Linked DNA regions of Homo sapiens: region 1 is linked to region 2. The links are chromatin contacts, found by Hi-C or POLR2A ChIA-PET in ENCODE. All regions are on one chromosome and are shown on one strand. The core of a region is the stretch at or near the end of the contact, and the rest is flanking DNA. Distances in the headings are between cores, read along the strand shown.

Evidence for each region. Hi-C counts contacts between places; a loop is a spot of excess contacts on that map. ChIA-PET counts read pairs that join two places held with the same protein, here RNA polymerase II (POLR2A). Pooled maps may share reads with other maps.
Region 1: a map of PC-9 shows a loop between it and region 2 (5-fold over the local background). The contact joins the promoter of RNF144B here to the enhancer-like site in region 2. A Hi-C loop is called at or near these places in 18 of 168 maps with a recorded cell type or tissue (CD14-positive monocyte, Caco-2, Calu3 and 13 more), 10 of 37 single-sample maps with no recorded cell type and 31 of 50 pooled maps. POLR2A ChIA-PET finds 5 or more read pairs at or near these places in 11 of 52 experiments (A673, CD4-positive, alpha-beta T cell, MCF 10A and 6 more).

The regions. Positions count from the first base shown.
Region 1 is chr6:18,382,448-18,389,236 of GRCh38, forward strand. It overlaps RNF144B (ring finger protein 144B), which reads left to right and starts at 4,903. Exons shown (of 8, transcript NM_182757.4): 1 at 4,903-5,183.
Region 2 is chr6:18,491,619-18,498,015 of GRCh38, forward strand. It overlaps LOC105374955 (a long non-coding RNA gene), which reads left to right and starts at 5,242. Exons shown (of 4, transcript XR_926549.3): 1 at 5,242-5,388. Within about 2 kb of position 1,978, at least 2 of the 41 ENCODE cell types and tissues checked have a DNase peak (open chromatin) inside an H3K27ac peak, as active enhancers do.

The DNA.
Region 1 (6,789 bases), core at 3,653-6,152, 110 kb before region 2:
AACAATTTTCCTGCCTCAGATTCCTGAGTAGCTGGGATTACAGGCATGTGCCACCATACCTGGCTAATTTTTGTATTTTTAGTAGAGATAAGGTTTCACCATGTTGGCCAGGCTGGACTTGAACGCCTGACCTCAAATGATTCACCTGCCTTAGCCTCCCAAAGTGCTAGGATTACAGGCGTGAGCCATTGGCCAGGCTGGTCTTGAACTCCTGACCTCAAATGATTCACCTGCCTTGGCCTCCCAAAGTGCTAGGATTACAGGCACAATCTCTGGTGAACAATTTGTAATATGTCATTGCTCAGAAAGTTAAAAAATATTTTTGTAGATTGTAGTGTCTGGATTTTACATTTCAGTTTGAAATATGAAATGTTACATTTACTTATTTTTTTAAAAAATATATGTATTTATTTATTTATTTGAGACAGGGTCTCACTCTGTTGCGCAGGCTTGGAGTGCAGTGGTGTGATCACAGCTCACAGCAGCCTCGACCTCCTGGGCTCAAGTGATCCTCCTGCCTCAGCCTCCTGGGTAGCTGGGACTACAGGTATGTGCTGCTATGTCTTGTTAATGTATTTCTTATTGTTTGTAGAGACAGGGTCTCACTATCACAGGTGCTCAGGCTAATCTTGAATGCCTGGGCTTAGGCCATGCGATTTTCCCAAAGTGCTAGGATTACAGGCGTGAGCCACTGTGCCTGGCCTACCTTTATTTTTGTAGTATAAAATAAGCAATTTTTTCTTAGACTTGTTTGAGGGCTCCTTTTTTTTACCTACCCTTTAAATACTGATGTTCTTTTGGGTTCTCTTTTTTTAACCCTTTCTTTTCCTTCCCCTTTCCCTTTCTTAGATAAATAACACTGACTGAGTTCCTAATGTGTATCAGGCCAGGACCATGGTGTACAGCTGAGCAGGTTGTGCAGTACACAATTCCAGGAGCTGCCAGTCACTGCCTCCACCCCAACCACCACCCTGGCCCATCAAGATTTGTATCGTGCAGGCATCTCCGTGTATCAGGCACTTTGGTAGCTACTTAAAAAAACCACTTTTACCCTCACAACAGCCTATGAGATGAATGTCATCATTCTTATTTTATAGATGAGAAAACTGAGTTTCGGGTATATTAAATAACTTCATTAAGGTTACATAATAATGAGTGGGTAGTGGAGTTTGCCAAGGTCCAAATCCTCTGCTTCCCTCTATAGCATGTGGGTTGTCTTAGCTTTTGGTAATCTCATCTATGGCCACCACCTAAATGATGGCAATTCCCAAATGACTCTCCACCCTAGATCTCTCTCTGTTGATAGCCTACTGGTCAGTTTTTCCAGTATGCCCCAGAGGCACTTCTGATTCTATAGATCTTAATTTGAATTATCATGGTTTCCTTACCATCACTTCTCTTTTATTCCCCCTCTTAGTGGTGCCAGCAGTTGGGGCTATTCTTTTTCTCTTATCCCCCTGCATCTGATATAGTTTTGATGTGTGTCCCTGCCCAAATCTCATATTGAAATGTAATCCTCATTGTTGGAGGTGGGGCCTGGTAGGAGGTGATTGCATCGTGGGGGCAAATTTCTCACGAATGGTTTAGCACCATCTCCCTAGGTACTGTCCTGGGGATAGTGAGTTCTTGTGAGAGCTGGTCGTTTAAAGGTGTGTAGCACCGCCTCCCTCCCCCCTCCCCCCGAAACGCTCTCTTGCACCTACTTTGACCATGTGACAGGCCTCTCCAGAGGGCCAAACAGATGCCAGCATCATGCTTAAAGCCTATAAAGCCTGCAGTACTGTGAGCCAATTAAATCTCTTTTCTTTATAAGTTACCCAGTTTCAGGTATTTCTTTATAGCAATGTGAGAATGGACTAATATAACATCCAATCAGATACCAAGTTCCATCACTTCTGTTTCTGAAATCTCTCTCCATTGGTTCCCTTCCTTTGCATGGCAGTTGTCACTGCATTAGCTCAGACCCTCATTCATTTATTCTGGATGTATCAGCTCTGTCTGAATTATGAAAAATTTCACCTAGAGTCTCATGTCTAACCCTTTGTTTTAGCTGTTTGCTCAGCCTGGTTTACCCTTCTCTACCACACCTATTGGGCTACTTGAAGACATAGATTTAAATCACTGATATGGTTTGGATCTGTGTCCCCAGCCAAATCTCGTGGTCGAATTGTAATCCCCGATGTTGGAGGTGGGGCCTGGTGGGAGGTAATTGGACCATAGGGACAGAGTTCTCATAAATGGTTTAGCACTATCTCCTGGTGCTGTTTTTTGTGACAATAAGTTCTTGAGAGACCTAGTTGTTTAAACATGTGTGGCATTTCCCTGCCCCACCCCGCCTTGCTTCTGTTCCAGTCACGTAAGACATGCGTGCCTGCTTCCCCTTCACCTTCTACCATGATTGTAACCTCCCTGAGGGCTCCCCAGCCATGCTTCCTGTGCAGCTGCAGAACCATGAGCCAATTGAACTTCTTTTCTTTATAAATTACCCAGTTTCAGTTATTTCTTTATAGCAATGTGAGAACAGATTAATATAATCACCTTCTCAGAGAAGACTTGATTCTTTTCATCAACTCCTTTCCTTTAAATTCTTCTTCTCTGTGCTCCCAATAGCACATCATGCTTAAGTCTATCATATCACACATTATGTATCACTCACACATTGGGTACAACTATCAGTACCCTGATAATTGATTTGCTTGTCTTACTCCTTCCCTGGATTGAGAGGTCTTTGAGGACAGGGAGACCATGTCTAATATCATTATCTTAATACAACCTAGCAGATTGTCTGGGAGGAAATCAATAAATGCTCCAGAGAATGAATATCCATTCACACTGTAGACTCCTTAGGAAGATCTGAGAGAGTTTGTTCACATAATATTATAGCATTCAACGTGTTTATTTAGTCTTATTAAATTTTGACTGCAATTTAAAAAAAATTTGCATAGTTGCATGGTTGAAAATAATCAGTGGTGATGTTACTCAGTTGTGCAAAATATTTGGGATAATAGGCAGCACTATTCGTGCTTATGTTCTCATTCATATTGGCAGCAGCTTCTTCCCTTATCCTGTTAACAAGAGATTATAATTTATGAATGGTAATTTGAAAAGTGGACTCTGTGTTGAACTTTGGTTTAAGGCTCAGGAGATTTGCATCAACACCAATGAATAAACTAACCTCTTAGAGGTTGCTTTTTATCTTTCCTAGTTCCTGTCCACCAAAATGGTCACTATACCAAGAAAATTCCTTGAAATAGATTATCTCAGAACCTAAGCCATTGCTAAATCTGAAGGTTGGACTTCCTTTGGGATGGTTTTCATTTACATTCACCTTCCTCATGTAACTCAGATTTAGGTCTCATTCTAGCTTGGCCTGTGTCTGGTTTGGGCCAATCTCTTAAATCTTCCTGGACATCAGTTTCCTTATTTTTTTTTTTTTTTTGAGACAGAGTTTCGCTCTTGTTACCCAGGCTGGAGTGCAATGGCGCAATCTCGGCTCACTGCAGCCTCTGCCTCCCAGGTTCAAGCGATTCACCTGCCTCAGCCTCTCGAGTAGCTGAGATTATAGGCACCCACCACCACGCCCAGCTAATTTTTTGTATTTTTAGTAGAGACGGGGTTTCACCATGTTGGCCAGGCTGGTCTTGAACTCCTGACCCCAGATGATCTGCCCGCCTTGGCCTCTCAAAGTGTTGGGATTACAGATGTGAGCCACCGCACCCAGCCCAGTTTCCTTATTTTTAAAATCAGGTTATTTGCTAAAATAGCTAGGAAGACTTTTCAAGCTCAAATATCCTACCGTGGGTTCTTTTATCATCTTATTGCCCCTGTCCTTTTTCTCTTCCTCCCTGACTGGTGAGCTGGTCCTCCTACCTGCCCTAGCATGGCACATGTAGATACACTGTGTTATTCAGCACTTTGCTTTGACCTAGAGGTTTTCTTCAACTTGGAGGGCTGAGAAGCAATGTTTGCTTGTGTCGTTTGGAATGGTGCCTGTTGGCGTGCACAGATCCTTTCCACAAAGGGCCTGTGAGTCCCTTCCTTTTAGGAAGCACATTCCTGACAGTGGTTGCAAAAGTAGAGAGGGATTGCAGAGTGAACACAGATTCTTGTGTCAGAGCGACATTCCTAAATGGCAATGTTCAGCAGACTTAGGTGATTGTGATCTATGGGGGATATGGGGAATGAGTAGGTATGCGATTCATTATGAATGTCACACAAATGAAGTGTCCAAGGGTTTGGAGCAAGGAAGCACTTCATAATACCTCACAGCTTCTGGATTATTTTGTTACATTTTTGTTTAATTGAGGGTACAACCAGTTAAGTTACAAAGCACTTCAAGTGAAATCATTGTTTCATCAAGAAGTGTCTGTATTTTATGAGGTAAACTAAGATTATTCCCGATTTGATTCACAGGTATTCTAATTTCATCATTAGATGCAAAAGGACAAGTGAGGTACAAGCTGTTTTTTGATGAGATGTGCATGGGAAGTGTTTCTATAAAACAGTTGTCTGCCACGTGGGAAGGCAGGTCTGGGCTGTTAGAAGTAGAAGAAAGAGATTTAAAGAGCTGGGAAGGAGGGAGAAAATAAAGAAAGGTGGCCTGTGAGGATATGTACAGACAGAGAGGTAGCAGGCGCTTAAGGCCAAGAGGTGAGCTGTCCCTGTCTGGGCAGAAGAAGTGCGCTAGGGGCAGCTGCCTGCACCCCCTGCTCTGAATTCCTGCAACAGCGGTCCCAGGAGAACAAGAGACAGGTCCTGACAAGCAGTAGAGTCGGTGCAGCGCGCCCGGGTTCGGATAGGGTTAAGGCCAACACCTGCAGCTGAAGTACGACCCACATGGGAAGTAGGAAGTGCGGCGCCTGAGCTTCCTGTATAAATAAACGCGCTGCTACCGCTGCTGGCGAGCTGTGCCCCACGCTCCCGCTGCAACAGTCCCGGGCATCGCAGCTGCCAGTCAAGGCTAGGAGGCGGTCGGGGACTCCGCCTCCTCCCGACCCGTAGGTCTGGGAGCGCAAGTCCTGTTGCAGTCTTGCAAAGTGTAAAGCTGTCAGCCGCAGAGCACGGAGGAAAGACGGAGAGAATGGAAGAGCTCCTGTCCGGTGTGCCAGCAGCCCGGACTGGCGGTGAGCGCGAGGGAGGCTACTGAGAAGCCCGGCGACGGAGGAACGCAGGTCTGCTGCCAGGTAGGTTTAGCGAGCTTTTTAAAGGCTACAGGCGTTGCAAGACCGGAATGGTGTTGCTGGACTAAGGAAAAAGGACAGGAAACTCACTGTGACACCACAATTTTTCGATTTTCTGTCTCTAGTGCTCAAACCATACAGAACTGAATTCATTCTGAATGCCTTAAACACCTGTTAACTTAGAAGAAAAATGCCTTTGTTAAAGGAAAGTAGTTTCATTTCTAATAAAACAGTTTCTATAATAGAATGTATTGTAGAATCCGAGATTAGACCAGACCTCTCCCTAGGTCTTAAGGGGAGACCAAAAGTTGGCATAATCTCGGATTATGCATTATAGTGCTTATTTTATCAGGTAATTGCTAATGAAACAGTGAAACTCTGATACTACGAGAGCCATTCTCAAATTTAAGTTAAAATCGAACTGATTGTCGTTTGTGCAGGGAAAAGGTAGGTATCTTTTGCTTATTCTTTCTAAAACACCTTTTGTTTTTCTCATGAGTTTCAAGGATCCTGCTGTAAGTCTACTCCTCATGCATATACACTATTCACATAAAGATTTCCCAGAAATTAATTCCCTTCTCTGGGAAATGTTCTTTTTTCATGTTCTCATAACAGACTGTCAGTTTCATATTGCTTTCTGCCACATGTATCTTATCAAAACATTAGCTCTGAGGTTCTTAACAGGACTATCTCTGCTCTTCCGATTTGGCATTTCTGGACGTTTATTTGAACATTGAGAGGTATAAATTAAATGGCAATGTATCTAACATTTCTGAGGAAGCAGATTAGGGGGTGTCTGTGCCCAGAAGCAAAATAAATGAACTTTGGGATGACTCAGTTTTTAGGGTGTGGGTAAGAGGCAAAAGGAACCTAGCCAGTCCTAACTGAGTTGCTGGCTAATTAGAGTATCTGTCTGCCGCAGCTTTCACTGAAATGAGCCTCTTGGTCCCTTTCACATCAAATCCCTCTGTGAGTCCCTCCTTCTCCTTAGTTTATCTTTCCTTCACAACCTGGGTCCTTTTCATGGACAGCAGTGCCTTAAATACTTCTAAAACTATCCTGAGGGGGAGAAAAACCTATAGCAGATCCACAAAGCCACTTGTAGATAATTGTATTATGAAATCCAAGGTCATGGTTTCACACAACTCCTGCTCTGCCCTTGCACACCTTTGACTGGCATTTTTTTTTTTATTTTTGTCGTGGGCATAAACTTAGAAAAGTGGGAAAGGGAAAAACCTCAGTTTCAAAAGTAGTCTCTGACTAATTAATTATCTTGATTAAAAAAAGGTAAACATATATAGTGAACGTGAAAAAGATGTTGAGTAGTAGAATTGGGTTGCTTGGCTTTTTATTTAAAACAAACAAAACTCAACCAAAAAAACCCCCCAAAACCCCAAACAATCACCCTAGATAACTTTCTCCTACACTACTGTGCTGGAAGTCGGGCTTGAGTGTGGTCAAATCCTGCCCATTTACCCAGAGTTTTACAAATATTTACAGTCATCTATGCCAAATATCTTTGTGCTGAGTCCCAAAGAACATTCTCAGCATTCAAAAGGCCCATTCTCATGAATGGTTTCAGTTCATTGGCAATTTAAAGGCATTCAGG
Region 2 (6,397 bases), core at 728-3,227:
AGCGGTGGATAGATGCTCACATAGCAGTGTGGGCAGTTATGGCTTTGCAGGACACCATCCCCCTCCACAGGGGCTCAGCTCAGCACGCCTCTAAAGGCCTGAACGGAAAGAATTGTGGGTGGGAGCCAAAGGAACACATTATTTAAGAGAGATTGGTTCTTTAGTTAGAAAATGCTTAGAGATATGGCAGAAAGGATTCTAAATTGAAATGCAGTGACATTCTCATTAGATCCAGGAAGTCTTTGAAACTTTCAGACTGAGTTAGTTGCTTTTCAGGTAAAACCAGTCCCCAAGCCATAGCTGAATTGGTAGTGCAGCATTAGGCAAATAGGCAGATGTGGCATACAAAGAAATACGAAAGACAGCTATGAATGTTGGAGAAGAAAGCTTTTTTCTACTCTCTACCTTCCTTACTTCTCTGGATCCTTCTTTCTTGTCTATTAACAATGCTGTCTCTTGGCCGGGTGCGGTGGCTCACCCCTGTAATCCCAGCACTTTAGGAGGCCGAGGCGGGTGGATCACCTGAAGTCAGGAGTTTGAGACGAGCCTGGCCAACATGGTGAAACTCTGTCTCTACTAAAAATTAAAAAAATAAATAAAAATCAGCCAGGTGTGGTGGCAGGCCCCTGTGACCCCAGCTACTTGCAAGGCTGAGGCAGGAGAATCACTTGAACCCAGGAGGCAGAGGTTGCAGTAAGCCGAAATCGAGTCATTGCACTCCAGCCTGGGCAACAAGAGTGAAACTCCATCTCAAAACAACAACAACAACAACAACAACAACAACAACCTCTCTCCTGATATTATGGCAAAAAAAGAGTTCCCTGAGACTTGGTTTTAGATACAAATGAACAAATGAAGTAGTAGGGATTCTGTTCAATCTAGTTCAGCATCCTCTGTTGAATGTTCACTATGGGTGGGGCATTGTGCTATGGATGAAGGTCAGGGGAGGTGGTAAAACAAGACACAGTCCATATTCCCAAGGTGCTCACGGTCTATGGTGGAAGACGGGCATCTTTTAAAGTAAATGTTACACAAATCAAACTGTAGTAAGTGCTCTAAGAAAGGTATAAACAAGATAGAAAGACAAGTGAAGGTATTCTGACTAGAGACATAGGAGAGATGCAGGAAAGAACTGAACTGGGTAGAAAGATGGAGTAAGAGGGAGTGCAAGAGCAAGATGGCAACAGTGAGAGATAGACAAGGCACTAGAATGTTCTGAGAGTAAACGTCCCCACATAAACACTGCTGGGTTGGGTGGCATGGCAGAGAGCCCCCCATGAATAACTTGCTTCTCTCAGGGTATTGGAATTGGGACAGTTGCTCTTCCATGTTTAGAAAAGTTTAACACCTGACTGAGAGTCTGAGACAGGCTAAAGAAGGGCTGCTCCTCTTTGGGGATGGGGGGGTTCCCCAAGAACAGACTAAACACAAAGGCTCCTCTGACCTTTCACAGTTAAATGACTGTGCCAGGACAGGAGAAAAGTAAGAGTTTTTCCTGGTCTGTCTTTCCTTAGTTAATATTTATCAAGAGTCTTTCCCGGGTGCTGTGGAAACCCCCTGATCACAAGGAATGTGAAGTAAGATGGAGGAGATACAGAAGTTGGTTTTATCGCTTTAAATATGACACTGATGTTTTTCAGAGACCCTGGAGATCCTGAAACCATTCATCTATCAAAGCCTTTCTCTTAGGCCTCTATTCTGTGCAAGCCATGAAAGAACAGGCCTTCATGAAGTCTTGCTTTATATATTTTTTGAGACATGCATTTCTGAAAACTGGACTAAATTATATGCTTGCCTGATTTTGATTCAGCGACTGCCTCTAGAGATGATTGGGTTGGAGTATTATGAGGAATTTTCACAGTCAACAAAGCCCAGCCTAAGAAAAGTGGAGAAATGCAGGTGCCAACCCACAAGTCCTACAGAAGACGAGGGGTGGGGTGTGGAATGTGGACAGGGCAGAAAGTCACATTTCTTGAAGAACTTTATTCACCAGGCACTGTGCTAGGTACTTTAGAGGCAATCCTTAGTCTCCACTGTGTCCTGAATGAAATAGGTGGCGTCCCTATACAACAATGAAGAAACTGAGACCTGAGTGGTTAAGTAACTTGCCTAAGGCTCATCTACTCAGCAACGATGCAGCCATTATTTGCAGGCCAGAATCCAAGACTTACTACCTGCTCAGCTGCCCTGGGGAGAGAGATGCTCTATCAGAAAACAAACAATGCTATTCTTTCATTGTGCTAATACCAGGAAAGGAGGAAGTGCAAACAGTACTACCCCTCCAACAATCTTGCTGCTGCTAGGGCAAGACTTCTCAAACTTTTTTGTCCACCACTGTAGTAAGAAATACATTTTAAAGGAAGACCCAGTGCAGTTGTATATAAATCTTCACATTTTAATATGTGGAATTAAATGAAGCAAGTCTTATGTTAAGTAAGTGGGTAGTGCTCTGACTTCTATTGAAGTAATTTGATCTATTAGTTCATAAAAAAATAAAATGCTGATCCTGATTCTGCAGGTTGGGGGTCGTCTGCACAGTAAAAGCATTCTTTGGGTGTAACAGATTGGAGATTTGTTTGCACTTTTGGACAAAGGAATTTTCACAGCGTCTTTCCTCTTTTGCATTCATTTCTCTGGCTAAGGACCCAAGGTTAACATTTTATGACTTATTTTTCCCATAAAGGCTGTTTGGTTCTATGATCTCCAAGAGCCTTTCACTCTACTTGTGTGTAGGGTTACATCCCATAATATATGCTACATCTTCACGTTCCTGAGAACGAAGGGCGCTAGTGTAGCCCTAATCTGTGGACGACATTCGCACAGACACAGCTCTGAGGGTGTGTGCATATCAGGCAGGTTAACGCTTGAGGAGGGCTCCCTGGTCCTACCCCTACTGTGGGGCATAGACTATTTTTAGATGCAAAAGGTTGGAAAAGCAGTTGCTCATTCCTGTTAAAGTATTACATCAATTTTCTTTTTAAAGGAACAGCTAAACTATATTCTCTAATGTGTACACAATCATAGAGGAATTTCGAATGTGAGAAAGTTGATCATGTCTGCTTTTTAAAAAATTTTCCATTATCTAGGTTAGGTTATATAGATTTCCCCCTTAAGACTTCTGCTTTTTAAATCAGCAATTTTAAACTTCATCCACTGAATTTTTTGCTAGAGTTGGTGGTCCCTGGTGCCATCCCACATAGTGTTGAAGAGGGTTGGGGAGAGAGGTGGTGTTTGATGAGCTGGGCTTTATGGTCTATAAAGGGGACCCCATCTGAATATCATGCTTCCCAGATTTGTGGGAAGGAACCTGCAGGCACAATCTTTTTGAAGCAACTTTGTGTGCTATGACGTGCCGGGCAGATAGAAGCAATGATCACTATTAGATGTGGCGCTAAGAGAAACGCTCTTTATCCTGATGGTAAAAGATGGCAGGCATTTCCACGGCGCAAATGAGGATTGTAACAAGTTGCTGCTCTATACCTGCTCACAAAACCTGTTACTCTATACTTGACCAATAAATCAAACATTTACTGATTCCTTATTATATACTAAGCATTGTGCCAGGTTTTTGTGGAGGCTGAAAAAATACGAGATATGCTCTCTGCACTTTAGGTGCTTATAATTGAGCTTCAGGGAGAATATAAATGAAAAAAAAAGGGGGAAAGTCCATCATTACAGGATGGCATGTAATTTAGTGCTAAATGGTGTGCTGCAGACCATGAGAGAAAAACTGAATGGTCAGAAGAGTCCGAGGAACTCAGACCTGCCTCATGGTCTGTGAAGGAACATCTGTGTTGGAAACCAGAGAGAGGAATGAGGAAGCACCAGAGGTCTGTTTATCTGAAAAAACTCTACTGAGTAACCTGTAACCCTTGGGTTTTATCTGAACTTCTTTGTGGTGTGGATTAAACTCAGGGCTCAAGACAACCCATGCACTATAGCACCGACTGAAGGTCTTGGTAAATAACTTAATTGAAGGACCATGACTTCTGCATCTTGGTGTCTTAGTCTGCACAGCCTGCATAACAAAATGGCTGAAACAATAGTAATTTTATTTTTCCCAGTTCTGAAGGCTAAGGAAGTCCAAGATCAAGGTTTTGGCAAGGAGGGTTTCATTCTGAAGACGCTTCTCTTCGCTTGTAGGCAGCTGCCTTCTTGCTGTGTGCTCACATGACCTCTTCTTTGAGAGAACTCTGGTCTCTTTCCTTCCTATAAGGGCACTGATCCCATCATGGGGATTCTACCCTCATGACCACATTTAAACCTCCCAAAAAACCCCACTTCAAAATATCAATACGTTGGGGACATCAACATATGAATTTTGGAGGGACACAAACATTCAGTCCATAACACTTGGTATGCTCAAGTTGTATGATGGAAAGGAGAAAGGGAGAAGCTTACCAGAGGGTCCACTTCCTCAGTGAACTTTGCTACAGAGAAAGTGCATCCTAGCTACTCTATCCTTATCATTTGATGTGCTCAGTTCTTTCAAGGGCACACTGATTTCAGCATCTTCATCACAGTTGAAATCAAGGCTCTGAATGTTAAATTGGAAGGCTGCTGTGCACCAATTTTTGTGTTTAGTATTAAGGCCTCTTGAATGCATGCTTTTGAGAAATGTATACTGCTCTGTGCAAATCATACAATTTATCCATCAGCTTCCATCATTAATTTAACATATGGGTAGCAGAGAAGCCACTACTCACTCAGTTCTCAACTGACTGCCTTAATGATGCTTTCTCCCCCGTCCTTGGTTCTTCCACTTAGTATTTCTAGTGTCATCTTCCTCCTATTTGATTCTTCTTCACTGCTTCTTCCTCCTTGCTCAGGAAGACATGAATAAAGAAGCAGTGAGTTGTTTGTTTCTTTATTTTCCTGCCTGTGTACTAGAAGGAGCCAGACCTGGTACATTCATTTGAGATAAGCAGGGTTGGGTTGTAGTTAAATGTTTGCAGAGAATGTTCCAAGGAAAACAGAGTATGGGGGTTTAGATGGGGAAAGTGCCCTCTGAGTCAGTATCAGATGAGGCCTCTGTTGTGGTGCTGGGAAGGTGGTGCTTGGGCTATGGAGAAACAATCCCACAACCTGAATAATAGCCTGTGGCCAACAGAATTCTGTGTCTTTTCTTCCAAGTAAAGCCGGCTACTGGGCAAATTCCAACTCGGGTGATCCCATTGTTTTCAACATTAATCATTCTCAGAAATATTGAGTTTTCTAAAGTGTTTTGCCAAGGCGGCCCTTGGAAACCTGTCTATGCTTCTGGATGAACCAACCTAAGTCACATCACTCCAGATATCATGGAGGATATCCATATGGTTATATGGAATCATAGAAACTTGTGGACGGAGGAGACTTAGGGATTATCTAGTCCAACCTTCTTGATTTCAGGTAAGGAAAGCAAAGCTCCCTGGCTGGTATCTTTTGCCAAGTGGCAAAAGAACTGGGCCTCTATCTGGGCTTCCTGACTCTCACTCAATTCATGGTTCTGTTGAATATGCCCTGGTTTGGAAAGTCTATGTTTTGTTTTGTTTTTCTGTTGCGATAGGCTTCCTTTGAGGATTGCCTGGTATTTTAGCAAAATGCTGGGAATTTTACAAGCTCATGGTTTAATAGCCAGGGTTGGCATTGATTTCACCTCTAGCAGAGCTAGTAGCGGATATAGAGGTGATAAATAAAGCTTAGAAAATGTGCTGGGATAAAATCTGTTAAGTCAACAAAACTAAAGCCATGTTTCATTCAAGACTGAATTTTGTTCTTAATTCATTCTGGGGTCAGACTGGAACATAGGCTTTCCCTAGGCAGTTTTCACGGGCAATGGTATGAAGAGCTTCTCTGTCTTTAGGCATTGCGATATATATTGAGGGAGGGGAGGGTATGGTATTAGAGAGAAGGAGAGAAGGAGAGAGCAGTGTAGCCAGGAAGGAAATGACATTTATGATTTGTGTCAAGAAACATATTTTTCTTCTCTATTATGGTCTTTTTATTGAAATACAGGTTATCTAACATCTTAAGGCTTCCTCTGATAAGAAGGAAAATAAAGATTAATTAACAATGTGTTTTATGGCAGGTTGTGTGTTCATAAAAGGTCTTTTGACGGGAAGCCAGGAGACCAAGTAGCCTCAGCTGTACCACTAAGAAGTCAAGAGCACCCAACAAGTCATTTCTACGCCTTGACCTCCAGTTTTGATTGTTTTTTTTTTTACTATGTTGCCCAGGCTGGAGTGCAGTGGCACGATCTCGGCTCACTGAACCTCTGCCTCCTGGGTTTAAGCGATTCTTGTGCCTCAGCCTCCTGAGTAGCTGGGACTACAGGTGTGCGGCACTATGCCCAGCTGTTTTGTATTTTTAGTAGAGATGGGGTTTCACCATGTTGCCCAGGCTGGTCTCAAACTCCTGG